7 separate regions of the Mus musculus genome follow, and all the other regions are linked to region 2. Evidence: chromatin loops called from intact Hi-C (ENCODE). Cell type or tissue: heart. All regions are shown on one strand. Region 1 overlaps Zdhhc3 (zinc finger, DHHC domain containing 3). Region 2 holds the start of Gm51699 (a long non-coding RNA gene). Region 3 overlaps Kif15 (kinesin family member 15). Region 4 holds the start of 1110059G10Rik (RIKEN cDNA 1110059G10 gene). Region 5 overlaps Tcaim (T cell activation inhibitor, mitochondrial). Region 6 overlaps Zdhhc3 (zinc finger, DHHC domain containing 3). Region 7 holds the start of Zkscan7 (zinc finger with KRAB and SCAN domains 7).

The links. Peaks named below come from ENCODE experiments on the same cell type or tissue, not always from the same donor. Only the 100,000 strongest peaks of a DNase experiment are listed, where the experiment ranks them.
Region 1: a loop joins it to region 2, with 5 times the contacts of the local background. A loop is called at or near these places in 5 of 42 quality-filtered maps.
Region 3: a loop joins it to region 2, with 4 times the contacts of the local background. A loop is called at or near these places in 14 of 42 quality-filtered maps.
Region 4: it touches region 2 in a loop (2.5-fold over the local background); 13 of 42 quality-filtered maps call a loop at or near these places.
Region 5: a loop joins it to region 2, with 7 times the contacts of the local background. A loop is called at or near these places in 3 of 42 quality-filtered maps.
Region 6: it touches region 2 in a loop (2.7-fold over the local background); 4 of 42 quality-filtered maps call a loop at or near these places.
Region 7: a loop joins it to region 2, with 2.0 times the contacts of the local background. A loop is called at or near these places in 6 of 42 quality-filtered maps.

What each region holds. Positions count from the first base shown.
Region 1 is chr9:123,070,165-123,074,164 of GRCm38, forward strand. Zdhhc3 (zinc finger, DHHC domain containing 3) reads right to left here. Exons shown (of 7, transcript NM_001372538.1): 7 at 1-454. The coding sequence ends at 197. Among named protein-coding and RNA genes, the nearest start is that of Tgm4, 37 kb to the left of the region's middle. In heart, no CTCF peak of the experiment used is centred here; no DNase peak of the experiment used is centred here.
Region 2 is chr9:122,735,411-122,739,410 of GRCm38, forward strand. It overlaps Gm51699 (a long non-coding RNA gene), which reads left to right and starts at 3,613. Exons shown (of 3, transcript XR_003948282.1): 1 at 3,613-3,788. In heart, a CTCF peak has its summit at 1,517 (motif pointing right); no DNase peak of the experiment used is centred here.
Region 3 is chr9:122,960,250-122,964,249 of GRCm38, forward strand. It overlaps Kif15 (kinesin family member 15), which reads left to right. Exons shown (of 35, transcript NM_010620.1): 4 at 3,231-3,307. It also overlaps the pseudogene Gm35691. Among named protein-coding and RNA genes, the nearest start is that of Kif15, 11 kb to the left of the region's middle. In heart, no CTCF peak of the experiment used is centred here; no DNase peak of the experiment used is centred here.
Region 4 is chr9:122,948,716-122,952,715 of GRCm38, forward strand. 1110059G10Rik (RIKEN cDNA 1110059G10 gene) reads right to left here and starts at 2,285. Exons shown (of 3, transcript NM_025419.4): 1 at 2,090-2,285; 2 at 210-354. The coding sequence starts at 2,197. It overlaps Kif15 (kinesin family member 15), which reads left to right and starts at 2,366. Exons shown (of 35, transcript NM_010620.1): 1 at 2,366-2,437. The coding sequence starts at 2,419. In heart, a CTCF peak has its summit at 2,462; a DNase peak (open chromatin) is centred at 2,296; H3K4me3 peaks cover 2,767 bases; H3K27ac peaks cover 1,676 bases.
Region 5 is chr9:122,835,500-122,839,499 of GRCm38, forward strand. It overlaps Tcaim (T cell activation inhibitor, mitochondrial), which reads left to right. Exons shown (of 11, transcript NM_001013405.2): 11 at 1-833. Gm35549 (predicted gene, 35549) reads right to left here. Exons shown (of 3, transcript NM_001363262.1): 3 at 2,154-2,730. The coding sequence starts at 2,728. The coding sequence ends at 2,303. Among named protein-coding and RNA genes, the nearest start is that of Gm35549, 6.5 kb to the right of the region's middle. In heart, a CTCF peak has its summit at 2,437 (motif pointing left); DNase peaks (open chromatin) are centred at 812, 1,502 and 2,442; H3K4me3 peaks cover 528 bases.
Region 6 is chr9:123,082,560-123,086,559 of GRCm38, forward strand. Zdhhc3 (zinc finger, DHHC domain containing 3) reads right to left here. Exons shown (of 7, transcript NM_001372538.1): 4 at 1,655-1,751; 5 at 986-1,067. Among named protein-coding and RNA genes, the nearest start is that of Zdhhc3, 29 kb to the right of the region's middle. In heart, no CTCF peak of the experiment used is centred here; no DNase peak of the experiment used is centred here.
Region 7 is chr9:122,884,986-122,888,985 of GRCm38, forward strand. Zkscan7 (zinc finger with KRAB and SCAN domains 7) reads left to right here and starts at 1,833. Exons shown (of 6, transcript NM_001177505.2): 1 at 1,833-2,080; 2 at 3,439-3,964. The coding sequence starts at 3,557. It also overlaps a transcript of Zfp445 not described here. In heart, no CTCF peak of the experiment used is centred here; a DNase peak (open chromatin) is centred at 1,916; H3K4me3 peaks cover 1,363 bases; H3K27ac peaks cover 1,252 bases.

The DNA of each region.
Region 1 (4,000 bases), 330 kb after region 2:
CACCATTTCCTTTGCTGGATCACTTTTGGCACATCCTGTTAAGAGGAACTCAGAGAAAGTCCCTACTCTCCTGTACCCTCTATTGCCCTTCCTATCCCCCGACCCCAATCCTAATGGAAAAAAAAGTGTGGGGTGACAGAGTTGGTAACACTCATCAGGGTAGCAGCCACTGTTGGTGTCTTATCCTCCATGACTTCTATTCATCCAGCACCTCCACAGAGTCCCTGTCTTTTGTCGCCTCCAATTGGCTCTCAGCTGTTTCCATGTTGTCCACGTCTGACAGAGATGACACTTGACGTACCAAGCCCTTATCAATGGGTGTCTCTGGTTGACAAGGTCTGGTGAAAGGGTTGAACCAGTTCAGGGAAAAGTTCCCACCAAAAGCCTCCTGGACCGACTTCCAGCTGCCCGACTGCTCCCTGGGCTGTTTTGTTCGTTGGAGGCGTTCAATACCCTGAAGGAGAATGGGCAGAAGGTCAGTGTACTACATGAACACACCTTTTGCCTTGGCAGAGCAGGGGATGGGAATTTCAATATGGACGGCACAGCTTGCTGCGGCCCAGGCCACTTTTGAAGTCCCTTAGGGCTGCAGGGCAGAGCAGAAACTGTGAAGCAGAACAAGCGGGCCTGGCATTGGATTTGCCTGTCACCCACGTACTGCCAGACCCCTTCCTACAAAGGCAGTGGTCTGCTCCTGGGCAGGGACCAGATACCCAATGGCCAAGTATATCTTGGCTTCTGTAGGCATGAGCTAGACTATCACCTATGAAATCACTAAGAAGGGGCTGGAGAGATGGCTCAGTGGTCCAAAGGTCCCATGTTCAAATCTCAGCAACCACATGGTGGCTCACAACCATCTGTAATGAGATCTGATGCCCTCTTCTGGTGTATAATAATAAATAAATAAATCTTTGGGTCGGAGTGAGTGGGGCCGGAGCACGCAGAGGTCCTGAGTTCAGTTTCTAGCAACCACATGATGGCTCACAACCATCTGTACTCATATACATAAAATAAATAAATAAATCTTAAAAAAAGAAACCACTAAAAAAGGGGCCCCTTGCCCACAGTAGGACCAGTAAGCTTGGCATGGGGAAGGCTGAGGGGTGAGGATACAGCACAGGAGATAAACATGCGAGGGGAAGCAAAGATGCCACATGCAGTGGGCACCAGAAGGTGCACAGGCCACTGTGGGTTCATGCAGTGGACATTCCACATGACCTCTCCCAAGCTGACCACTCACCTGCTGTGGGTGCTGACTGTGACTCGGCCCCCAGGCCACAGAAAGAAGGTGATGGGTAGGAAAAAGCCCCAAACAGTTATAGATACACAGAGATCAGACCTCCAGATTCATCCTTACAAAGGCTCTGAGCCCCCAGCCAGGCCTCTGCTTTCTTCACCTCTTCCACAAGCTAAGGGAATTTTCTGAGTTTCCCAGACAGATATCGATGCACTCAATCATGACTCAAGACCCTCTACCCCCAAGGAAGACTTCTATGGTCCTAATTTATCTCTTTCATGCAATTTTCTCCTGTAACTGGAATATGGCATATCCCTTTTGTAAGGAAGAGGTAGACACACAGACTAATCTGACTATACCAATACTCTAGCACTCTTCCCATAACATCTCAGGGACTTACGTTTCTTGACTTCTGTAAAAGCTATCAGTTAAAGAATCTGACCTTAGCTGATTGTGGAGGCAGAGTCAGGTGGGTCTCTGTGAGTTCCAGGACAGCCAGGGAAAGAGATCCTGTCTTAAATCAACCAAACCAAACCAAAAAACCCAATAACCAATAATCTGATCTCATGTGCTCTCTTCATGAGACATCAATAATGGAAGGTGCCAGTGGTCACTTTATAGCAGGGAAACGTTCCAGGAATGGACTTAACACAACCATCAAGGTCAGAATTGCCAAGACTCAAGTGGATCAGCAGCAAGTGTTTCCAGTTACAGGGAACCACAAATGTAACACGCCAGTGCCCCTCCTGCCTAACCCGACACAAGAGCAGTTGACAACAATAACTGACCTACAGTTTTCACCAGGGCCAAGGTCTGTGGTGGAACTATTTTGGAATGAGACAGAAGTGGTTTATCCTGAATTTGGTAAGTGTCTTAGAACCAACTATACACTTAAATGATTTGTATTACATTATATGAATTTATTCTCAATTAAAAAAATCTAGGTCATGACAAATTTAAGACTGAGGAACTGATAGAAATGGGGTAGAGACAAGTAGTAGAATGTGGAATCCCTGAAGACAAAAGGCAGGTAGAGAAAGCTCCCCCGAGGTAGAGGACAGTAAGAGTTTTGTTCTTAAGGAGAGAATGGGTTTCGGTCTGCCGCACAGTTCAAGCTGGCCTCAAACTCCGAGAATCAGTGATCTTCCCACCCTAGTCTCTTGAACAGCTAGGACTACAGGTGTGCACCACTATGGAGACTGCAAGTTTTCCCCACCCCCTCCTTTTTCTTTCCAAATTACTTTCTTAAAAGAGAAAGGAATTTGTTGTTGTTGTTGTTGTAAGATGTTTATCTTTGGTAACACTGAATGTCATTCAGAAGATATACAATTTTGCTGATTTTTATAAGTCTGACATTATTTTACAATGAGAAGTTCAAGAGAACCCAAGACAGAATTGACACTGAGTTATAATGATAAATTGAGAACTGGAATGTGCAGCAACGCAGTCTAAGTAACTAGTTCTATAAGTTGCAAGTGTGGCACTGAGAAACCATGTTTTGCATGACCCTGGGACATCCTGCAACCTGTGTCTTGCCTTAAGGAGAAGCACTTTGCACAGGACACCCCCCATGGGGCTGTTACCGTTGCAGATGGGGTGTATTTCTGTGGACTTGTCCACATTTCATGTTTTCACCATGGAGCAAGCATTAGTTTTTGTAATAAGAACAAGAATCAGCTAAGACCAGAGTTTTAATAGTCTCTGCAGGTCATGAAGACAGGCAGATGATGCCCTCCACCGCCAGGAACACAGGTCCTGACACAGACACACACACACACACACACACACACACACACACACACCCCTTGTGAAGGTGTCAGTATTAAGTTCCCGAGAGGCTGAGACAGCAGCCCAAGCTTGGTTAGAAAGTTATGCAGAAGCCAGGCGTGGTGGCGCACACCTTTAATCCTAGAGGCAGAGGCAGGCAGATTTCTGAGTTCAAGGCCAGCCTGGTCTACAAAGTGAGTTCCAGGACAGCCAGGGCTCTACAGAGAAACCCTGTCTCAAAAAACAAAAACAAAAACAAAAAAACAAAAACAGAAAGTTATGCAGAAGCAGGACAAGTGCTTTTTTTTCTCTCCACCAGGTGTTTTCCCCATTGTCTGACAAAGCCTCACTCTGTAGGTCTCAAAGTCAGGTGCAGAGGCAGAGCAAGCCCAGGATTACCACTGTAAAGTGGTGTGTTAGGATCAACTGGCCTGTGTGCCCACATTCCTTAGCAGCTATATATATAGACATCAGGAGTGTCAGCTTTGAGCAGGGAAAGAAAATAATCTAAGAAAATTGATGCATAAAACAGACCCCAGAGCTTCTTTTTCTAAGAGTTGTAGACTTAAAGGTGTCCAGAAGGCAAAGTTCTGCAGCCTGAGATTCACAGGTGTGAGCCATGTCAGGCTCAAGCGAACAGTGACTGACACAAGTGAGCAGGCCTCGGCCTCACCTGAACGGCCTGTAGAGTCTGACCGGTGAACATTGCACCAACACCCCAGCATGAATGTGTGAGGCCTAAGGCTCCCAAGGGTGGCAGGGACCACAGGCATCAGTTCAGGGCTTGTGAGACTCCTGGAATAGGACCCCAGTGCCAGCAGATAAGCTGGCCAGCATCCCCACAGCAAGCTCTGGAGAGCTGGTCAGATGATACCAACTCTCTCGAGCAGCAGCTCCATACCCTTCTACTGCAGCCCACAGCACGAAACGTCTTCCTGTTGCAACCCAGAAGATGCACAGACTCACAACCAAAGTACTCTGAAGTATCACGCAGCG
Region 2 (4,000 bases):
GCAATACAGGCCTCTTCCTCTGTTTCGACTTTCTTTCTTCTCCTCTAGGTTGCACTTTTTCTTTACAGGCACTTGTTGCATGATGCTCTATAGCACGTAGGTCTGCCAAAGCCTCTTTTGGCATAGATCTTTATAAAGATCTTGCCCCCCACAAAAAGAGCTCAGCAAAGCTGCCTTGCAGTCCTTATTGAACCCATCTCTTCTTTAACTCCTCTATGAACATACTTCTATTTGGCCCAGTGAATTGGAATTCGAACACAGCTTTTCTAATTCCCAGTCCCCTCAGCCCCCGGCCCCTGGCCCTTGATCTTTATGAGAACCTCAGATGAGGATTAAAGTGTCTCTAATGTCTGCTGAGCCAGTCCATCACACTGTCTCAGGTTAGACAGCCCTTGCCTTAAGGAGGAATGGATGCTACATTACTCTGGTTTTCTGCCTCCACAGCAGTCAAACTGACCCCATCAGCTCCTGTGTCCCAGAACCTCACAAGCTACACAGTGGCAGGTTGTTTCATTTATTGTTTAAAAGACTTCTCCGGTTCCAGCAGGTCACGTGCTGAATGTTTCCTGGTCACCCCAGTTTCTTGTATAGGACCACTGTTAAGGTCCCCACTGTTAGGCTGAAACCCCCTGCTCACTGCTGCACAAGCTGGGAAACCTCATCTGCCCTCCTTGCCCCAACCCACCCTGCGCTGAAAAACTCCAAACAAAGGAACTCCCAGTTCTCTTCTTGGCAGCTGTTGAAACATCCTGCCCCTGCTGCCAGCCACCCAAGCCCTGCCTAAGTGCTCAGCTCTTGACCATATGTGGGCACAAATCCAGCTTGTGGCTGATGCCATCACCCCTCACCTAAGGTCTATAAAACCTCTGCCCTAGCCAGGCTGTGTGACTTCCACAGCTCAGTTCTTCCAGACTGATGAACTCGCTCCTAATAAACCTACCATTATCTGCTTTTAGCCTGGTCTTATCTAGCCTGTATCTGAGTCACCCCGGGAGAAAAAAAGCCCATTATCTTGGTGACAAAACCAGGAGGATTTAAGCCCTAGCCCAGTAGTCTGGGCCCCTGTTGTGTGGTGCCCACTCCTCTCCCTCTCTCTCCCTCCATCAGATTTTCAACTTAGGGTAAGTCACCTTTTCCAGCCTAAGAGGTATTGGGTGCCTCTTTCAGATCCAGAACCCCTGGGATTACCTGCCAAGCAGCAGCCGATCCAGAGCAAATTCATCCATTCTGGAACAAAGACAGTCTTTATTCTGGGTAGCCTTGGGATTTTGGAAATGTTCATTCCAAGGCTACCCCACCTCCCACTGTTTGACCACAAGCTGTTCTGAGGGACACCTCTTTGGTTTCCAGAACAAGCTCAGAGATGGACAACGCTGAGTCTAAATCCGATCCTCAGTCACCTCCTGGATTGCTTGCTACTAAATGTATCCAAATTTGTCTCAAACCTTTGTCCAAAATGCCAGATGTGTTCTGGCAAATGTTCTGTGGCCTGGCTTCAGTAGCTAATCTAAATGGCCACCAGAGGGCACTCTTGACTTTAACATCCTCCATGATCTTAATATTTTTCTGCCTGTTTGTGGGCCGACGGTTTGAACTCTCTTCTGTCCAGGACTTTTGGGGCCTGAGCTCTTGACCCTCTCTCTGTAACCAACCTTCTATGGCTCAGGTCCTAATAGTAAGGATGGTCACACTCACATCCCCCTTACCTCCAAGGACTCAAACTCCAAATCAGAGTCCCCTCCTCTAATGGAACCCCACCTACTCCTCCCCTTTCTTCACCACAGCATACTCACCTGTTGTTCCAATTGCAATGGCTGCTCCAAACCAAGTTGCTAATTTAACCACCCCTGAGGCATGTACAGATCTCAGTGACCATTTTTCCCTTAGGTCCATGTAGGGCTACTACTACAACAATCCCCAAAGCCTCACCTACCCTCCACTGCCATGGATCCCAAAACTTGTTCAGCTGCAACACGCCAACAGTCCCACCTCCTCGCTGACATGGCTCCAAAATGCCCCCTCATTTCCGTCCAAAATAAGCAACAATGCAATTTATGGCCTTGTGACAGCAGCTCCCTCAGCCAAGGTCCTTTGCCATTTTCCCCACTTGTTAACCCTTTCTTGTCCTGACTTAGCCTTCAGCTTAAACCTAATCATACAACACTTATTATAAACTATAGTGGGTTGGCCTAATGCTGCTTGTATTCTAATGCTAATTTGGGGCCCTCAAGATGGGTGCCCCAGAGATGAGAGTCTGCACCTAAGCCACTGAGTGACCCTGACCCCATTTAATTGTGATTGGTAAATAAAGATGCCAACAGCCAATAGCTGGGCAGAAGAGACATAGGTAAGGTTTAAGTTTTTCGGGCTTAGAGTGAGAGGATCACAAGGAGGAGGGAAGGGGCAGAAGGAGCCACATGGAATGAAGGAAGAATGAGCAGGAGGGAGAGGAGAGCTGTCATGGGCTAAGAGCCAAGAGAACATGGCCCAGAGGGCTGCTCTATTGGAGTCAAGTGCAACCCAGGTGAACTACAGTAAGGGATCAATAGGAAGGTAGACTCTAGTAGCCTGGAGGGTAGGCAGTGGCCCAGCTATGGTGCTGCTTAAGGCTATTTAAAAATATAAAAGCTTTGTGTCTTTCATCTGCTAACATAAATGATCTAAGGCAGGGTAAAAGCCTCAGGCCAGGATTTTTAATATTTTTTACTACAATAAAGTATTAAAATAATCAAAACATACAACTTAATTATCAATTACCTCATAATCATATTCACAATATGCCATATATGCTTATAGTTATGATTAATTACCAACATAAGTTTTATTTGGCCTCCTGTGTCTATGTTTTATATACATGAAATTTGGTTCTCTCTATATATGTTGTAAGGATTCATGAATCAATGGAGAATGATACCCCAGACTCAAAGAGTATGCAAAAGCAGAAAGATATATTCTACAGTAATCCAGCATGCAGGGGACTACCATTCATCAAAATGGTAACTAGGAGGTAAGCTCACAGGTTCAATTTAAAGCTGAATAGGGGAGTTCCAGGGAGCGGTAGGTGACCTCTATCATGACTGGTTGGCTTGGTCTCTAGGGCTATGGGTGTCTTTGGGATTGGGATTTGAGGAAGTCTGGGAACTTTCCAGAATCATTGCTGGGAAGACCTGGAAACACTCTGTTTTTACCTCAGGCCAGATGGCAAGACAGTTCCTGATTGACTGCCTGAAAGCTGTGGTTTTCCTAGGAACTGACTTGCCCAGCCTTGACCAGTTCTGGGAAACAGAAATTTAGGCCTAGTCTCTTGAACTGCCAATTTGGAGCCTGTCATGGAGTTAGTCTGGCTAAGTCCTCTCAATGTAACCTAGATTTAACTATACACACATTCCTTGGATCCAACTCTCATTTACAGAAAAATATGTCTACTCAAAACACAAATTTTTAAAATAACAACCTTGTGGCTCTCCTCTACCTTAGCTGCTGACCTCGCCAGGATTAAGTGGCCACAGGGCTTGTGACTTCACCCCCTTAAAATGACCACATGTTATAAAGCAACAATCACAAAATTTCTTAGTCATAATGGACTCTGTTTATTTTTGTATCTCCTTTTAGACTAAGAAAGCAACTTACTCCAGAGACCCAGTAGAAAAGTCCTACAAGGGATGGAACAGTGAGCTACGCCCCCAGACACAAATGCTTGACACCACACCCTCAACTTCATCATTCTGTGGCCATCAGTCACATAGGCTGTCCAAGCTCTACCCCCACAGTTACCTGGAAATAGCCAGGTATGCTCCTCCCACAATTACCCTGCAACAGCAAGGTAGCCCAGCCCACTATAAAGGGGTCTGCTTGGCCCCTCCTCACTCTCTTGCTTCTCTTGTCTCTCTTGCTTTCTCTCTAGCCCTCTTGCTCCCTCTCTCCCCCTCTCTTCTCCCCGTTTGCCACGTGACCATGGCCAACCTCTACTTCCTCTCCCCGCCCCTCCCCGCCCCTCCCC
Region 3 (4,000 bases), 220 kb after region 2:
GAATCCTTACAGACCCAGCTTCGTTCTCCTCCAGTGTCTTCTCTTATAGACTGGTACTGATTTTGTTACCAGTTTTCATCTGGATCCACTGAGGAATAGGATGATTTTGCTTCTGTTTCTTGGCCAGGAATCGCTTGATTCTGAAAGTCTTGTGAGAAGCCAATCAGGCGTAGTGCGTACTATGGCAAATAAATAATTAGAACTAAATAAAGTTTAAATTTCAGTTCCTTGGCTCCATTAGCCACATAAGGTGCTTAAGCATTTGGAATATGGCTAATATGTTGAATGAACAAAGTTACAGAGTCACATGTTGTTAATGGCTACTGGATCAGACAGCATAGGTCTTTAATTTTTTTTCCTTTGTAATAGGGTCTTATGTATCCCAGACTATCCTGCATTATACTGTGTAGCCAAAGATGACCTCAGACTTCAGATCTGCTTGCCTCCAACCCGAGTGCCGAGATTACAGGCATTTACTATGATGCCTGATATATGCCATTCTGGAGATTGAATCCAGGACTTTGTGTACTAGGAAGCACTAGCAAGCACTCTGCTAAATGAACTCCATCCCCAGCCCCTCACAAGTCTTTACTATACACATGAGATTTTGTTTGTTTCAAAAAATTTTTAGATCTGTTTTCTTTTCAGCTAGAAAATTGCTAGTCAATAGAAATATAAAATGAGCTACACTTATCATTTAAAAATATCTTTTTTGTTTGTTTGTTTAGTCGATTGGTTGTTTTTTTTTTTTGAGACAGAGTTTCTCTGTGTGTAGTCTTAGCTATCCTGGAACTCACTCTGTAAACCAGGTTGTCCTTGAACTCAGAGATCCTCCTGCCTCTCCCTCCTAATTCCTGGGATTAAAGATGTGAGTTAACCACCACCCAGCTGAAACTGGATTCTTAGGGTTCCTGGAAATGACAATGGCAAAATATACTCCAGGTCAAGGAGAATTTAGTAAGCTGTTCCTTCCTTCCACTCTGTTCTATCAAGATCCCAGCCTTATTCAAGGTGGGCCTTCCCCATTCAGTTGCATATACACATCCCATTCCTTTCTGAAAGACAGGCAAGGTAGCCTGTGTCGGTAAGCCCAGCACTAAGAAGCCAAAGGCAGATGGATCGATGACAGCCTCAGCTACATAACCAGTTCCAGGAATACAAGATTCCAAAACCTAAAGTATCTTAATAGACATAGTGGCAGAAAAAAGAAACCAGTAAAATTAATTATGGTCATAGATATTATTTAACTCAGTGTCCAGAATACCACTTTAATATGTAATTAATATAAACTATTTTTAAGATCTTTTTCATTCTTGTTAATTCAGTCTTCCAAATCTCCTATATAATTTAAACTTATACAATATGCCTATTTCAACTTGTAATCTAAATTGGCCTCTCAATAGCCACATGTAGCTTATGGACATTGTAGGTTTAAGAATTCTTTTGTTGTTGATAAACTGTGTCTATAAGTAAAAATAAAATAAAAATACTTTCAGTACAAACTAGTGACAAAATAAGTGAAGAAAATATAGAGCTATGGAGTTTATGCTAACAGTGAATAATATTTGTATATAATATATAGAATCTGTCTGAAATTCAGATGAATGCATTTAAATTTTTTCTTTTAGTCCCCCGTCCTCTCCCCCCCCCCCCCCCCCCCCCCTTGAGACAGGGTTTCTCTGTGTAGCCCTGGCTATTCTGGAACTCTGTTTGTAGACCAGGCTTGCCTCCCGAGTGCTGGGATTAAAGGTGTGTACCATCACACCTGGCTAGATTTATTTTATATGTATTGAGTGTTTTGCCTACATGTATGCTTATATGTGCCATGTGAATGCCTGGTGTCCTTGGAAGACCTTAAGTGTCAGATGCTCTGGAACTGGAGTCATGGATGGTGGTAAATCACCATGTGCATTTTGGGAATCAAACACAGGTCCTATACAAGAGCAATGAGTGTTCTTAATCACTACACTAACTTTCCAGCCCCATGTGCATTAAAAAATCATTGCTGCTCTTCTAAAGGTCCTGAGTTCAAAATTCCAGCAACCACATGGTGGCTCACAACCATCTGTAATGAGATCTGACGCCCTCTTCTGGAGTGTCTGAAGACAGCTACACTGCACTTACAGATAAATAAATAAATAAATAAATAAATAAATAGAACTAGAGTTACAGACACAATTATGAGTCTGCTATATGGGTTCCAAGATTCAAACTAGGGTCCTCTGGAAGAAGAGCAGCCAGTAGTGCTCCTAACCACTGAGCTTCGTCTCTAATCATCTGCTTGCATTTTTTTTTTCCCCTGAGGCGGGGTCTTACTATGTAACTCTTGCTACCTAGGAACTTAGGTAGTCCAGGCTGGTCTTGAACTCCTGCCTGCCTCTGCCTTCCAAGTGCTGGGGTTAAAGACATTTATCCCCACTATGCCCTGCTTTCCTTTCTTTTCTTTTCTTTTCTTTTCTTTTCTTTTCTTTTCAGATAATTTTTTTTTTTTTACTAAAAAATTTAAAATGACTTGGAGATAGCATAGTCATTAAAGTATTAAGGATCCTCTTTCAATCCCTAGATCCTGTGTGTAAACAAAGCCAGATTTGGTGGCCTACACTTGTGACCCCAATGGTGGGAAGGCAGAGACAGGGATCAGTGGGACTCACTGGTCAGCCTGCCTAGTCTACTTGTTGAGTATACTTCCTCTCAAAATCAAAACAAGTCAAAACAAAAAAACTACCCTGGATAGCATCTGAGGAACAATAGTCAAGGTGTCATTTGCACAACCCCCCTACATATGCACACATATATATCTATCTATAGTATATCTATATCTATAGATAGATAGATACCCCCAAAGAAGTGAAATATAACTGTAAACAATATCAACACTTTAGAAATAGTAAAACTGTTATATTATAGAAATTGATAAGGTTAAAACAATACGGTTGACATTATTATTAGGTTTCTCAGGTGCTGTCAAGTGGTCAGGTTTGTGACCATTCCCTGGTCATGTTGCTCCAAAGCAATAGACATGCTAAAATCTATGATTATATTGGAGATTATTTGACCTCATGATATTTGTAATTTTACCTTTTATCATCATATGTGGTTTAGCCATTTTCCTAAAGTAGATGTAACCTTTAAGCAGTTATAGGTCTTAAAGTCTAAGCACTTAGTTTTTATGATATGAGATATAGGTTAGAAGTATTTTTATTTAATATGTTTGGTGCTTATATTTGTAGGAGTCTGTATTCTCAACAGTGGCTAAAAGCATTGTGGAATCATGCATGAGCGGTTATAATGGGACCATCTTTGCATAGTAAGTTGTTAACTATCTCTATATAAAAGTATGACAGTACTTGTATTAGTTCCTATTTGTTGCTGGTTTAATAAATCACCCAAACTTAGTGGCATAAATAACAGATGTATCAGGTTCATCATGAGCCTCACTGAACTGAGTTTATGCTGTTACTGGTGCTCCATCCTTTCCGGAAGCTGTATAGGAAAATATTTCCTTCCTTTCCTAGCTTCTAGGGACCATTCATCTTCCTTGGCTCAGAGCCCCTTTCTCTGTTTTGAAGCTAATAGTTCAGTAATCCAATGGTATATTTTGTTCCTAGTTTGTTCCATCTTTGATCTTTGAGGTTTCTCTGTTGCTTTGACATATTCTGTCCTTTGTTTTTGAGCATTTCCTTACTTTATCAGGCTGCATGACATGCCAAGCTCTTATATGTTGTCTATCCTAGTTCTAGAATCATTAAAACCATGGCTTCTTTTGTTGGAAAATGGTAATGAGCAGCTGAGAGATCTGAAAGTTCTGTATCATCCACTCATGTAGATATTATGCTAACCCTGGGTTTATACTGATGTCTAGCACTAATCCAGTGACCACAGGGTTTATTCTAGTCTGTCTTTCTTGTTTAGTTATTTACCTTTGCTGTTGGTGTTAAACCTTTTACTTTTACTGTCTGTTATCCACTTACTAACTTGGTCAACTCTGGTTACATGTAAA
Region 4 (4,000 bases), 210 kb after region 2:
CTGGTTGGCCTATTTTAGCAATAGGATACTTTATACAGTACACTAAGGTCAGTCTACTTATTTTCTATTTCACTGAAGTGATACTTGAGGCACAGAGTGAAATCACTTGCTCAAGGTTACACATCTGGTACAAAAGCTAATGCTTGAACCAAAGGCTTTCTTCAAACCATTCTATTCAATTAAAAAAATCAGATTATTTTAGGATATACCTGTTTTGGCAGCCTTTATTTCTGCTTTAATTTTCATGACCTCTTCAGCTGTTAGGTCTCCCTTTTTTAAAACCACTACTTGAGGCTGTTCATCTTCTTTGTCACTGTGATTGCCATCTTCATCTGGGAGCTGAGGCTGGATTTTCTACAGAAAATGTTTGATAATCTTTAACCAAACACTGCCATTGTGAGCAACTGTAATTTTTAAAGTGAAGTGGGCTGGGCAGTGGTTGTGTATACCTTTAATCCTAGCACTCAGGAGGCAGAGGCAGACCGATCTCTGTGAGTTTGAGGCCAGCCTGGTCTACACAGTGATTTCCAGGCCAGCCAAGACTACAAAGAGAAACCCTGTCTTGATAACAAAACAAACAAACAAGCAAAACTAGAACAAAAGCAAAATGGATAATGATCCTTGAAATGAATAGAAGATAAAATTTTAATTAAAAATAAACTCCAAAGAGTTTATTTTTACTATACCAGAAAACAGAAACTGGGAAACTTCTCCAGTGGGATTAATTTCTATCTAGACTATTGAAGGCAGTGCCACATCATCTTGCTTCCTCTTTTCTAATCAATATTTTTCATCCCTGTCTTGTCTGGATTTGATAAAACAACAACAACAAAAACCAACAAAACACCAACAACCTGACTTTACCATCCAAGCCACAAAAGTACAGAAAATAACAGGAAAATTATATTTTCCCCTACCTCTGCTCATTTGATATACTAACAGCTTCAGTTTTGTAGATATCTTTGTTTGTTTTTCAAGACAGGGTTTCCTCTGTTTAGCCTTCATTGCCCTGCAACTCCATTTGTAGATCAGGCTGGTCTGGAAGTCAGAGATCTGCCTGCTTCTTCATTCTGAGTTCTAGGATTCAAAGACATGTGCCACCACTGCCCAGCAGATACTATTAGCTGCTATTCAAGGACACACAAATAGTTATATAAAAGGTTTTGTACATAAACAATACTGTACATAATTGTTTAACTTTTGAAATTTATCAAACAGAAACCTAGTACTCACTGTACAAATGTAACAATTATATTTTGTCAGCTAAGTCAAAACATTTCTACTTTTTAACTAAGAAAGGTTTTGCATACTTTGAGATAAATACAGAATTATCTCATTTTTCAAGCAACTGTCTAATATTTAATTTTGGGCAGTCATCTTATGGGGAATACCCTGCATGACTTGGCCTTTGCCCACTACTATATTTTATCCCATGTAACTTTCACAGCTTCTAAGAGTCTAGACAACTAAGTTTGAGTACTCAACTGTCCATTATGTCTGTCTTTTTTTCTCAAACTGTGTCTAGGATGCTCCAGGCCATCTCTTACATAGCTAGCCCTCAAAACTAAAGAATCCCTAGATGCGCTTTTGAACACAACTGCATGTCCTCTTGTTTGACCTGTGCATAGCTTCTCGGCAGCAAGAACGCATTGTGTTTTCAATGTTACCTTCATTAGACAACCCCCTTTGAGAAGTACTGTTTCATTTCCCTATCTTGAGACACACAGCTTGGTAAACAGCAGGGGTTCTACTAGTCCTGGCTGATTCCTTCAAAGACTCCTGATTCGAGTCGTTTAATCAAGTGGCTTCGGTCTCCTTATCTGAAAAAGGGGACGACGCTGTCAATCACCTTGCTCAGGTAAAGTGAGATCCGCAAGTAAGAAAGGACAGAAAAGCTGTCTAGACTAGCTACTAGGGCTAGGTCGTTTTCAAGAATAGCACCCTGCAAGTAAGAATTCCTGGACCCGAGAGGCCAGACCTGGGGTCCGGCTGGTCGCGAGTGAGGGACCTGTCAGTTACGTCGGCACCGAGGAGCCGGAAGTGGGGTGGAGATAGAGGGTCTGACTCGGGGCGACTCCCGCGGCCTCACCTTGGTCTCTACGGTGGGCCCCTCCTTGTAGCCGACTCTCTCTTTGAAGCGGGACAGGAAGGCGGGCTCTGCGGGCCGCACATAGGACACTTGGTTCCGCTTGCTCATGGTAGTTCTGGTTCTGACCAACAATAAATAGCACTCGGCAGACTTGGCAGGGTACAAAGTGTCTGTCGCCCGCGCGGACTTCTGACGTAGACCGTGTTAGTGACGCCATCCGACCACGCCCAGGAGGCGTGGTCCGTTGGGGCGCCAAATTCAAATCTGCGGCCATCTTGAAGGGAGGATTCTGGTGGTCCTGGCGTAAGCGAATCTCGGACGGGGTCGCCATGGCCCCCGGCTGCAAATGTAAGTTGCGAGCCTGCCTGGTGAACTCATCGCCGCTGGCAGATGCCGGTGCTACGGGGCGTCACCTCTTAGGGCGCCCCGCGAGGGCGACGACGGCACACGCAGTGGGAACCCGAGTTCCTCACGGAGCGCGGGCGTCCCGCCTCGGCCACCCTACACCCGAGCGCTCTTCTCTGTGCATGGGACCCTGCTGTTTCCTTGCTGGCTTCTGGTGTCCTGAGGGCGGCCCTTGCGCTGCACTTGATGCTTGATTACCTATTTCTGCCTTTTTTGAAGGGAAGGGATTTGTGTTCCCTTCGGTGGCCTACCCTCAGAGGAGGGAACTTTAAAGCGAATTGCAACGGTCCCTTTACAACAGTTCCCATTCTTCATGCAAGACTTCATGAGTTCCTGAAACCAGAACTGTATCTTAGTACAGAACCCTATAGATAATGTGCTCTGTAAACTAAGTGTACTAAGATTAGCTAATACTAAAATACCTCAATTATAGTAATAGACAGTAATAGTTATTTGAAAGTAGTCTTTGCCTCAATTATAGTAATAGACAGTAATAGTTATTTGAAAGTAGTCTTTGACATAGTGTCTTATTATACCGGTCTTTTATCCTATGAGATTCTACGGTGTCTACTTGCTGAGAGAAATTCTGTAGACAGTATGACAGAGTTAGTATCCAAAAGTCACTTGAACACAAGCATTGTGATATAGCCACTTGATCTAATAACAAATGGCTGAGACTGTTAGGAGAGTAGTGTTTATAGTACCTGGCTAAAAAGAGTTGTGTAGCATGAGGCTTTATATTGAGACCTTGTTTAAAAAAAAAAAAAAAAAAAGGCTTAGAAATTGTTTCATTCTGAATTTTCTATTTAGTTGTTTTAGATTGTGATTGATGGCTGAGGAAAAAAACATAGAAAAAAGAAGTGCAGATTATGAGTAGACTAATATATATATTAATCTGTTTTCATCACAAAGAGATTGATTTAATCCCCCACTTCCAACGTATATGAGTGCCACCTCTTATATTGCCTATTATCTTTCTTAAATTATTTTTAATTATTGGTGTGTATGTGAGTGCACATGCATGTGTATATGTGTGCACAGCTGCGAGTGTAGTTTGTGTGTAGGTTGCTTGTGTGGGTGAAGATGGCCGTGGAGTGGTTGGATACTCTAGAGCTAGCATTATGAGTGGTTGTGAGCTTCTGAATATGGGTGCTGGCATGTGTGGTTTTTTTTTTTTTCCTTTGTTTTTCGGCTGATTATAAGATTTGAGAATAAAATGAGATACTTGAGAAAATTGTGAAATTATACATTTGAAATTTACAATAGTGTTCATGTTTGTAGCTCTTTGTCAATTGTTATTGTTTCCTGATGAATTGTTTTAGTAACCCTTTAAGTCTATTACACTGATATTTGAACAGCTCTGTGTGATCTTTTCCTCTATTTAAAGTAGCCTGTCTCCTCTACCTCTTCAGCAGTAAGAGAATTTAAGCGTACAAACTAGTACATGATAGAGCTTAAATTCTTTTTAAAATCTAGGCTCGTCTTAAGGTTTCTGTGAAGCCAGAC
Region 5 (4,000 bases), 100 kb after region 2:
AAGAGAAAGATTTTTTAAAACCCTATTGAATATATACTATTAACATTGTCTGATACAAGTTTACTAAAGCATCAGTAACAGAGAACTTAAATACATGATTTCTTCTACCAATTAAAGTATCAGTGGAGCATATACTTGGTGGGCACAGGCATCCTCAAGATGAGTAAGATGTAGGATTATAACTTAGCCTGAAGCTCCTTAAAAAGCTTTCTTCACTTCTTCAGCTCTGGCCCAGGCAGAGCCCTGTGCTATGGCTCGCTCTCAGGTGAAGCATGGCCTCCTTTGTGCTCAGCTGTCTCCTGCACAGTGAGAGGCCTGCTCTCTGTTCAGAGTAGACCCACAGTACATTAGAACAAAGGAGATGCTAAAATCAGTTTTTCATGTTTTGGGTTTTTATGAAACATCATTAATTTAAACAGTTCAAATGTATGTTCAAAATAAGAAATGGCTTATAAAAGGATTGTGTGTGCCATTGTGGCTTTTGACCCATGCTAATGTGACAAATGTTGCTGTAAATACTCTTATGAAACAGTCCCTAAGTAGATTTGGTGGCACACATCTTTAATCCCAGCTCTTGGGAAGCAGAGGCAGGTGGATCTCTGTGAGTTTAAGGCCAGCCTGGTCTATAAAGTGAGTTTCAGGACAACCGGGGATGTTAAACACAGAGTAACCCTGTCTGGGGGGTGGGGCCGTCAAACCTGACATTTATTAGAAAATTGCTTGGATTGTACCGTGTCTAATATCAGCTAACGTGGAATCTGCTGTAATGTGTGTTGTATTGGATTTGTCTCAGAACTAATTGTTACATAATAAAGCAAGCCTTGGCCACCACACAGCTGCGTTCCAGGATTTCCAGCTGCTGAGTTTCATGACTGTAGTGGTAGGACGTTATTAGACGTGATCCTTTGCAGATGATTCATTGCAGATGTATGTCCTGTCTCCACAACAGAGGGTGCAGGTGAAGCCTCGGGTACAAACGGTCTCCAAAGGAGCCTGACACTGTGGTTGGTGTGCAGTCACTTGATCAAAAGCATCAAAGGCAGACCTGCCTCAGTCTCAAGCCCAGAGGGTTACATTACGGTATTGTTTGCCTTGAGACTGGCCTTTTATATAAAGCTTTGTGGGTCACTAGGAGCTCCAAATGGTTGCAGCCCAATTGTTACAGGGCAAGAATCCTGCTTTCATTTTTGGCCCTTTGTCTCTATGTAATTACCTATTTCCTTTGAAGGAGAGTTTTCCGTCTGTGTGGACACCTTGTAAAACACAGCAGCATCCAGTCAAGAAGCAATGTAACGGGTCTGTTATTTCCTGAAAGCCTTTAGTGTCTCTGCAGACCCATACACAGATCTGAGCATGCGTCTGGTGTGCTTGTTAGCTAGCTTAAAGCTCTTCCTAGCTGGGTACCCTCCCCAGAAGTTTTCCTTATTTTATACAGGTTGTATTTGCGGCCAACTGAAGCCACCCTGGGAGTGGGAAGGAGCGCAGATGGCTGGGCATGCTGCCAATAGTTGGCTGGGATCCTTTTGCTCTGGTAGGAGGAGGTCTTCCAGTGCTGATCACTGGCAGCCTCTGTAACCCTCCATTTCCAGATGCCAGCCTTCACAATGCTCCCTTGTCCAGAGTCTTCGTCACAAGAGGCACAGGAAGGTGTGGTCAAAAAACGCATGGTCAGGCTGGAGAGATGGCTCAGTGGTTAAGAGCAATGGCATCCAGACAGACATCCAGTCAAAACATGCATGCACATTAAATTAAAACATTACTAAAAGCTGGAAATCCCAGCACTGGGAGGCAGAGTCAGGTGGCTTGGTCTACATAGTGAGAATGGTGAAAGAGACCGAGGTGACCACCTTTCAAGGAACTCTGACATCATGAGGGCTTGTCCTAGGCTTGAACTGGAAGATAGTAGGGACAATATAAGCACAGGCCTGAAGCTTGTGGAGTGCTAACCCGAAAAACAGGTTTCAGCCCCTTTCCACTCCCAAGTGTGCCCAGTGTCCAGCGAGTGGGTCCCACTCACCCTGGCCTGTTCTCATCCCACCCAAGGCCTGCTTCTGTCCCACAGGTGATTTGACTCCAGCACCAAAACTGCGGTATTCACCCTCAAAGTGTCAAGACAGCTGAGGAGGTAAAGAAAGCCGTAGAAGGCAATCTGAAAAAAAATCTCAGAAAAGTTTGTATTGGGTCTGAAAGCAGATATTTTTGCGGATTCCTGTAAACTTGTGCTTCTGAGGGTGGAGCTGATGGGACCTTCATAGAGCTCTGCAGGTGTGGGTAGGCGGCCGCTTCCTTGGCACTTCCTAGCTCAAAAGGAAAACCGGTTATTTCTTGTCAGCACATTCCTTAGCTTGCAGGACAGGGCCCAGGGCAGAGAAGGGCTGGCTGGAAGCCTCGCTGCCAGAGGAGGGGACGCTCCCAAGTGGTGCTGCGTCGGCAGAGCGCCCCCTGATGGGGACAGAGCTCGGGACAGGGACAGGTCGGGTAGAAGCAAGCTTCCTGTCCCGGGGCCTCTGCCTGCAGCCTCGGGGTTCACTGGAGAAGCAGGTCTGTGGACAGCCGCAGCGCAGGGCATGCTCACTCGCAGAGACCCCGACCTTGCCTGACGCTTCTCTCCAGAGGTTGCAGGTGTGGTCTCCTCCCCTGGAGGAAAGGTGGTTTCTCCAGTGATCTCGTTTACCCAGACAAAAGAATCTAGAGATTTCTTCTCCTGTTCAAGCTGACTCCTAGACATATCTAAAACGGAGAAAACGGGATCATGTGACCCAGGTAAAAGCTGCTCTTAACTTTTGAATAGTCTTTTACGATTTTTTTTTTCGAGACATGGTCTCTCTGTGTTATCTCTGGCTGTCCTGGAACTCACTGTGTGACTGGCCTCCAACTCTCAGATCCACATGCCTCTTCCTCCCAAGTGCTGGAATTAAAGGTGTGCGCCACCATGCCCAGATTCTTTTCCTTGATTAATGATATAGAAGGGTTCTGGGGTACCGACATTCCTCCATGACCTCTACTTCGAGGTTCCTGCCTTGAGTTTTGTAAGACCCCCCAACTCAATGTGTTTCTTAGACCCCTAGAAACAAAGCCCAGCATGGAGTTCTTTGTTCTTTCACCTTCAGCCTGAGAGAACGATGACCACTGGGTGACCCACCCAGGCGCCTGACTTTGTAAGGGCCATTGTGTAAGGGACCAAGAATGTTTGCCAAAGATAGCCTGTAACCTTTCCGTGAGAGATGAGCTGTAATTCGTCATCCCCATTCTTATGTTTACTCAGCTTCCCCATTCTTTATGGTCTTACCCTCCCCTAACTTTGCGGTTTATTCTTTTAAAACCCTCGACTGCAACTGCTGGGGGTCGATCTCCTCTGTCCCTGTGCGGGTTATGAGCTCGGCCTCAACATGCTGATTCCCGAATAAACCTCATGCGATATTGCATCAAGAATGGTTTCTCTCGAGTTATTGGGGCGTCGGCTCATCCAGGGACTTGAGCCAGGGTCTCCCCGGAAATGGGGGTCTTTCAGTTTCTGCACTGACTTCCCTTAGTGATGGAGTGTGACCTGAAAGTTGTAAGCTGAAATAAATCCTTTCCTTTCCAAGTTACTTTTGGTTATTGTGTTTTATCATAGCAATAGAAACCTAAATAAGATGTATGGATGTACTGAACATATACAGACATTTTCTTGTTACTTCCTGGACTCCACAGCATTTATTACACTGTGCTTTAGAGATGGCTTTTAGTATTCAAGAAGATGAGAATGCACTGGATGTAAATACCATCCTATTTTATACTAGGACGCCAAGCATATACTCAGTGTTCGCTGCAATTTCTGGTGCCGATCCCAAGAATGGAGGAAGACTGTATACTAAGCATATTTTACCTATTTTTCTGACCCAGTTCAGTTATCTATGTATGTATGCTAGGAATTTAAATGGAAGGTAAATGATTAAATTTCTAATATTTTCTACACAATAAACTGTTATATTCTTTGAACAGGTTGGTCACCATTCCT
Region 6 (4,000 bases), 350 kb after region 2:
AGGTTTGTGATGATGGAATGACCTCATTGGACATCCTATATCAAGTTGACAAGGCCACACCAGAATTGACTTGGATTGCCAGGGCCTAGCCAAATATATGTACTTTTAGAATGCTCACCAAGTGAGCAAGAACTGGCTGGACTCACTCACTTCTGCAGATGGTATCCTGCTTGTCCCTTCCCTCCTCTCAGAACTAGAAAGGGGTTCCCTGGTCAGGACATCCGCCTTGTAGACTCTGAGTGTGAAAGTTCTAGCCCTACATATGGCTGCTTATTATTTTTTTTCTTTCCTACCCCGGTTTCTCCCTGTTTTAAATCTGTACATTTAAATGGAATATTTGTGAAGCAGGGAGACATGGTCTATGATCTTAATCTAAGTTAGTATTATCAAGACAAGCAATCTGAAACAAACTACTACTACTACTACTACTACTACTACTACTACTACTACTACTACTACTGCAACACACACACACACACACACACACACACACACTCACCAAACAAAGTTAAAAACCCTTATGCCCTAGGCAAAAAGTTAAAAATGGATCTCTGGGAGAAGACTGGGGTAAAATGACCTTGATCATAGTGCCCTGTTTGGAGCCAGGGTGTTGCTTAGGGAAGGAAAGCTTGCCTAGTGTAGCCCTGGGCTCCATCGCCAGCGGTGAAAAGAGTAAAGCAAGTGCCTTGCAGACCGAGCCTGCCCTCCTCAGGAGCCTGGCCTCCCTCTGCTGACCTGAGCATGCTCTCTCTGGAGACATGCTCAGTTTGATCCTGTCCAACTTAGTAAGTTGCCTGTCTAAACTGAAGGGTCTGTTTCTTTTTATAAAAAAAGACTAGTGCCTCTTAGGGCCTGATCAGTCTGTAGGGTTTCAGAAGATGTAATAAAATGAGGCTGGGCTGGCACTGCAAAGGGAACAGGATCCCAGGCCACTCAGGTCTTATACCCTCTCTACCAAAGGAAGGGAAACCCTGGCAATACTTACTTGTCCAGTCTTCTTCAAAGCAATGCAGGAAGTGGAATCCCACCATGATGAGGGCGTGCAAGGAAATGAGAGCTATGTACATCTGAAACAGGAAAGCAGTGCTGAGCCATTGTTGGGAAAATCTCCTAACTATGCAGCCTCCTTGAGCAGCTACTCAGAACATGTTCTACATGAATACTCTGCTAGGCAGAGGCCAGAAAGGTAGCTGCGGCTCCTCCAGTCCACAGACCCTCTATTTCTTGTTCTCTGAGAATATGTGGAACCAGAACAGATGCACAGCCCAAACACAGCATGACTCAGGCTGTGTGGGGCACATGAAATCTTATGCTGCTTCTAACTTAAAAGGTTAGAGTGCCAACTATTCTACATCTACTTGTAGCTCAGAGTTTGAGCCACCAGCAACACTGTCTTCTTTAGCTATGTGGGCCTAGTGCTCTAGTGGTACCCAGAACATAGCACTTGCCTCCAGCTAGTTAAACCAAATCAGCTTTCTCCATGCACAGAAAGTGAAGGACATTTGTTGAGCCAGAGAGATAGTGAGTGAGAAAGCAGAGAACCACACAGTAGGCAGTTTTCTCAACAGCAACCAAGACTGCTAAGAGTGCTGAGGTTTTCCAAAGAACTAATGAGTGCCCCTGCCTCGTGGAGGCAGAGTTGATGCTGACTTACTGTGAATAGGACAAAGTACTTCTGGTTGTTCTCGCCGACACAGTTGTTGACCCAAGGACAGTGGTGATCCATCTTGCGAATGCACCGCTTACAAACACTGAAATGACCCATAATTCAGACCTTCAGCAGGGGTAACCATCATACAGTTTGAAAACAAACACTACACAAGTAACAAAGCAGCGGTGCTGGGGTGACCCAGAGGGGAACACTGGAATTCTGGAATGCAGAGTCAGGACTTCCAGGGTCAGGTCACTCCTCACTAGGGTCGAAGCATTTGCTTCCAGGGCATCTGCACACAGTAACAGGTCAGAACTGGCCCACGTAAGAGACTATTCTGAAGCCTCATGAAACTTAGAAATTGGGGTCCCGAGGAGGCCAAGTGAGAGGCGTTTGGGAAATGTTACTGTAGGACAGGATACTGGGCAGGGCTGGCAGAAGTTCCAGATGTTCTAGCAGAAATGGAATATACTTTTTCAAGCTGCAGGAACTGTAGTAGCTCGGCAGACTTGGGTCTGCTGGACTACCTTACTCAAGTCGGTGGGTTCCTGTCAGTCTGACTAAGACGAGTGGAGGCTTCATACTGCTCTCTACCCTTTTTCTTCCCCATCACTCCAAAGGCCTCATCTCATGACACAGTGCCAACAGGCACTGCTCAGAAATCCTAGCCTGGTTCCATGATCTTCAGGAGCAGGAAGGCAAGGCAAGAAAGAAAAGGAGGTCCAACATGGATGCAGAAGCAAATAGCCAGGCCCAGCAACTATACCACTGGTCTGTCTGCTCTGTCTCTTTTGTTACCAGCTCTAAAAATACACATGAAAACACATGTGAATTATGTATACAATAAATTAACACTTTTTTGTTTGTTTTTTTCAAGACAAGGTTTCTCTGTGTAACCTGGCTGTCTTGGAACTTGCTCTACAAACCTAGAACTCAAGAGATCCACCTACCTTTGTCCCCTAAGTGCTGAGATTAAAGGTGTACGTCACCATGCCCGACCTCCCCATAAACAATTTTAAAGCAGGCAAGTAGTGTAGAGTGGTCGGCTCGCTATGTACCAGGCCTCTGCTCACCATGGATGGAATCACCACATCCTATTTATCTTATGGGCATACAACCCAATGCAGTGAGCTCTAGGGTCCTTCATCCCTACTCATTTGAGGAACAAACTCCTGAGAGTAGCCACTTCTTGCCTATGCTCCTCAGCAGGTCCTCTTCCATCCTACTTATTTCTAGGGCAGCTTTCAAGTACACACTTAAGTCAGTGAGGGTCCATTGTAGAGAAGCACCAAGTGGCCTCTGGTTCTGTAGGCCATGGATATTTTAAACAAGTTCGCATAGCAAAGCCACCCTTCACACTCTGAAGAAAACAGGTGTGGAAGAGCAGGAAGCTGGGTTTCACAAGGGGCTAAGATGTGTTGGGCAATCAGGTTAGACAAACATATGCTTGAGGGAGTAGGGAAAGTCTCTATAGCTCTTGGGGGTGGCATAGGTAGGTAGTTTCTTGTTTTCAAGAACATGAAGTGCCAGCACAGCACTTGTCTTCTCTGTGGGCCAGACAGCTTCAGGCAGGGCAGGCAGGGCTCCAGGCCCAAGGCTGTAGGGACTGAAGGCGAAGCAATGGTCACTGAACACAGAAGATGCTCTACAGAGAGATCTTTTCTGGTGCTAGGCCTTCTAGATTTCCCTCACTACTCCTATCTTTTATACCACTGTTTTAAAAGCGATACTTTTCCCTTCTACTACTTCCTTGCCACATTTCAGCCCCCAGATCTCAGGAGACATTGACAAGCTCTCTCTGGCTTATATACATTAACAGGTCCACTCTTGGGTTGTATTCCACCAGGAGGCACAAGGAACAATCTTTGGTGTGTAGCCTTTAAGCAGGTGCTGGGCCAGCATTAGCCACACAGCCATGTCCCACAGGAGCACTTAACCACACTGTCATGCTGCTCAAACACACCTTTCCTGACTCCGTGGAGGGACTCTGGGCTTAGCCTAGTTGGGTCTGATCGTGACGGCAGGAGCTCACACAGATAAGAAGCAGGCAAGAGAATGGGTGGAACCCCAAGACAGCAAGGGAGAGACAGAGGGAGCTATGCTTTCACACATAGGATTTCATCACATACCTCACTATCTGAAAAAACTGTAGGCAAGGTAACAGCATCCCATACTCTAGATTAACACAGCTCAGAAGAGACAGTGTAGCCAAGGAAAGAACAGAACAGGGGTCCAAGGGCAGATCTCCATGTTGTGGCTGGACAAAGAAACAGGCCCTCCAAATCAGCCTAGGCCATCATCTTGTTCCTCAGGTGAGCACCAGGTCACAGGACAATGTATTTGGTGACG
Region 7 (4,000 bases), 150 kb after region 2:
GATTTTTTATGGCGGCCGCTGTTATTGATCCTATAAAATTGAACTCAGCTCTCACAGAAATGATTTCTAAGCTGTGTTTTTTTTTTTTTAAATTAAGTCTGCTTGAACCCTTACAATGTATATTAAATAAATACAAATTGATGGTTTTACATAAAGAAGAAAGAAAGAAATAGCCTATTTCAAAACCTGAATAACTGTCTCATTGTTATAGATGACCCCTGGGATGAAATATGGAGAATGGGAATCATGGGGAAGCTATATCCCACCAGTTGCGCTGCATGCCCCTCTGCTCATATCTCTCGATACCTGGAGCAGTCCACATGAACCCATAAAACCATTCTTGAACAGGAAATACAACTGAGAAGAAATGCCCAATCCTGGCTACAACATGTTCAATGCGCTTCTGATCTATTATTGCTCCTCACATCCCATCTAAAATGCCTCTCTATGTTTTTTCTGTGCATCCCTTTTGGATCCCCTCTTAGTAATGACTCCTGTTCATGCTACCTCGCATGGTTCCTCCTCAGACCCAGGTTTCTCCTTTAATAAACCCTCATAGGAGGTCCCCCTCTTTGAGGGGCCCCTACCTCAGCATTCCTGTTATAATTATTCCCCAGATACAGATGACCACCACTCCCAGGGTTGTACTACGAAATAGAAGGATGCTGGACCTCCTGACAGCAGAACAGGGTAGAGGGGGAAGCTCGTGTCATCCTGGAGTAAGAATGTTGTTTCTCTGTAAATGAATTGAAATTGGTTGAACAAAATATTAAGACCCTTTGTATTAGATCATTATATCATGTGATATATATATATATATTTTACTAACCTGTGAATCAAAAAAGCAAGCAGTAAGCATCACACCTTACACACAAAGAATCAGGGCCACAGATTGTGCTATTTGAGCCCATAAATGTGTATTTTATAAATCCAAAGCACAGGAATAAAAGTATTTACAAAACTATAATAGTTAAAGAAATTTCAATAAAGAAAGTCATAACAAATTTGAATTCTCAGAGAATTGTCCTCTGAGAGGGACCTACCCTTTTATAGTAAATAAAGTTCTCCATCTTGTTAGATAGCAAACTTTATAACACAATTAATCCTTCCTGAGACTGGCACTTTGAGGTGAGATGACCTCAGAGATAAATTTAGGGTAAAAGAGCCAAGGAAAGAACACCCTGACCCAGACTTGACCCCTAGACCCCAAGAAACAGTTCCACCAATCCCTGAGTTTGCCCCAAACTCTGACTAGAATCCCACAAATCCCAGACTGCCCCAGAAGTCCCATCCCTCACTGAAACCTATATAAGGCCTGCCTTCTCCTCAGTTCCCCCTGCTCCTTGCCTGAGCAGAGGCAGCCACTCTTCTGGGTTTTCCCTTCCGATAAATCTATGTGAGATTTGTTGTGTGGTGTGACTTTGTGGTATTCCTTGACTCCCGATTGCCAGGGTACCTTTCCCAGGAAAGCTGTAACACTTACATCGGGGGAACCTTTGCCTGCTCAAGCAGAACTGTACAGTTGCGGGAACCTTCCCCTTAATGGAACCGAGCTGTAACACAATTAGGAATTGGGCTCTAATTGTATAGGGCATCATCAGGGACAGGCTGGTCTGTCAAAGTCTGATTGTTGGAAAGTATGGCTTTGCTTTTTTTGACCTTTTTATGTCAAGAGTGAGGTCTCTGGAATCTGAATGACTCTAAGTTCAGCATGACACCCTCTTGTGCCCCAGATGTTCCCTGGGTAAAAAAAAATCTTAGCGTTCAAGATTATTGCTCACCTTGGCAACCAAGACTTCCGGAATCCAGGAGGTACCGGAAGTGATGCTCTCATGCTTCCCGTCCCGCCGTCGTTGCCATTTCCTAGTGTCCTGGAGGTGTGTGGGGCCGTTGAGCCGTCACGCATGACGGTGGCGACGCGGTGGAAAGTGCGGCCCGCACTCGGGCCGCGACGCGGGCGGTGCCGGGGTGCTTACCCGAGGCGGAGCCGCGTCGTCCTCGTGTTGTGGTCGCTCGGCTTGGGGTCGGCTCGAGTTGTTGGCTCCCGTGCGTCAGCGCTGCACGGGGCAGACGCGGCCAGGTGAGCGGCTACCGAGGCAGGACCGTGACTCTGGAGTGAGCCCCACGCGAGCTCGCAGATTAGACGTGCAGCGAGACCTGCCGCTTAGCACTCGGCACAGTAAGGACCGCAGGAAAGTGTCCTGTGCTCTTGTGTACTCTCGGAGAGTTCACAGATTACTCCATCTGTCTTAAAAACAAAACAAAACAAAACAAAACAAAACAGGCTCAGAGGAAAATGTCTAACCCTGGGGTCTCCAGTGCCTGATATCTGATATCTCAAACCACGGCACACATCCTAGTTGCCCCAGAGGATCTGGTTTTCAAATGGCATGCATAAACGGAAAGGAAAATGGCTTTTCCCAAATTTTGTCCACTAAACTAACCACATTCGTGTAACATATCTCTCTCCCTGTGTAACACATATGCACGCGTGCAGGACTGGGAAGCAGTCCTGCCTTTTGAATCTTCGCAGGAAACAGAGCCCTGAGTAAACTGCAAACAATTGCATTAAGAGAAGTGATCCAACAGAGTTATGGGTGGAGAGTAGTCCGTGGGATTACTGAAGCTATAAACAGTGGTATGCCCGGAGAGACCAGAAAGTTAAAGTTAAGTTCCAAGTTAAGTAGAAAAGACTTCCAAAAGTTTTAATACTAGTTCCTCCCTTTGGGTGACCCTCCAGTAGTTTAGAGGCCATGACTGGTGAGTTCCTCATAAACAGTTGAAGTACACTGTTATAGTATGAGGTACAGCAAGGGAAATGAGCCATTGTTTTATATCTGGGGAAAGCAGGAAAATATCCTTCAAGAGAGGTGTTATTTATTCGGAGTCTTGACACTTGATTAAGAGTTTGTCAGAAATGACGGGAAAAAACAGGGAAGGTGCAGACAGGTAAAGTGTGGTCCCCACCCCCTTATTTGTAAAGTGTTAGCCCCAAACTTTAGTACATCTTTACCAGCTGAGTTTTGAGCCTCCACTCCCAGCACAAGTTTATGAAAAAATTAAAGATAAATCCTATTTGAATTTCAGTGCTTACTACAGGACATATTAAATAGTTAAATCATTTAGTATTTTCTTTAACATCCAGTTTCCTTGTATACCCTGCTTTGGAGGCCATTGATGTCCTTTTAATTTGGGTACTTGGGGGAAATGGTTGGAGGTGTATGTGAAAGACTGTGAAAGCTAAGCCTAGACATTCAGTTAGCTTTTATCCTGCAGGTGACTGGAGCCACTAATAGTTTGAAAAGGGAAGTCACTTGGAGTCATTTCTGTGTTTGTACTCTTCTCTTCCCCGGAGGCTTTGCTTCTAGCTGCAGAACCTGTTACCAGCTAAGAGCTAGGTGCTCCAGGACTCTGATCATTCTCTTTGTGTTTCTGTAGGTGACACTTTCCTCACTTCCTTTCTTGACTCTGAAAAAACAGCCCCCGCAGTTTGAAGCAGAGACTCATTTTCAGTGTGCCTGCTGTAGCTGGAACCAGCTTCTCTTTTGGGATCACAATGACCATGGAAGGCAGGGGGACATTAGATATCATCCCCAGGACTGCCATGTATCAGAAGCAGGAGGGGAACTTGACTGTGAAGCAGGAACCAGGAAGCCAGACATGGGGACAGAAGAACTACCTTCCCGTCTGTGAAATATTCCGACTGCACTTCAGGCAGTTGTGCTACCATGAGATGTCTGGGCCTCAGCAAGCCCTGAGCCGGCTCAGGGAGCTCTGCCACTGGTGGCTGATGCCAGAGGTCCACACCAAGGAACAGATCCTGGAACTGCTGGTGCTGGAGCAGTTCCTGAGCATCCTGCCCAGGGAGCTTCAGACCTGGGTACAGCTCCATCACCCTGAGACTGGCGAGGAAGCTGTGGCTATGGTGGAGGATTTCCAGAGACACCTTAGTGAGTCAGGGGAGGTAAGCAGTCAGTCTATAGGAACATCTAGAGCCACT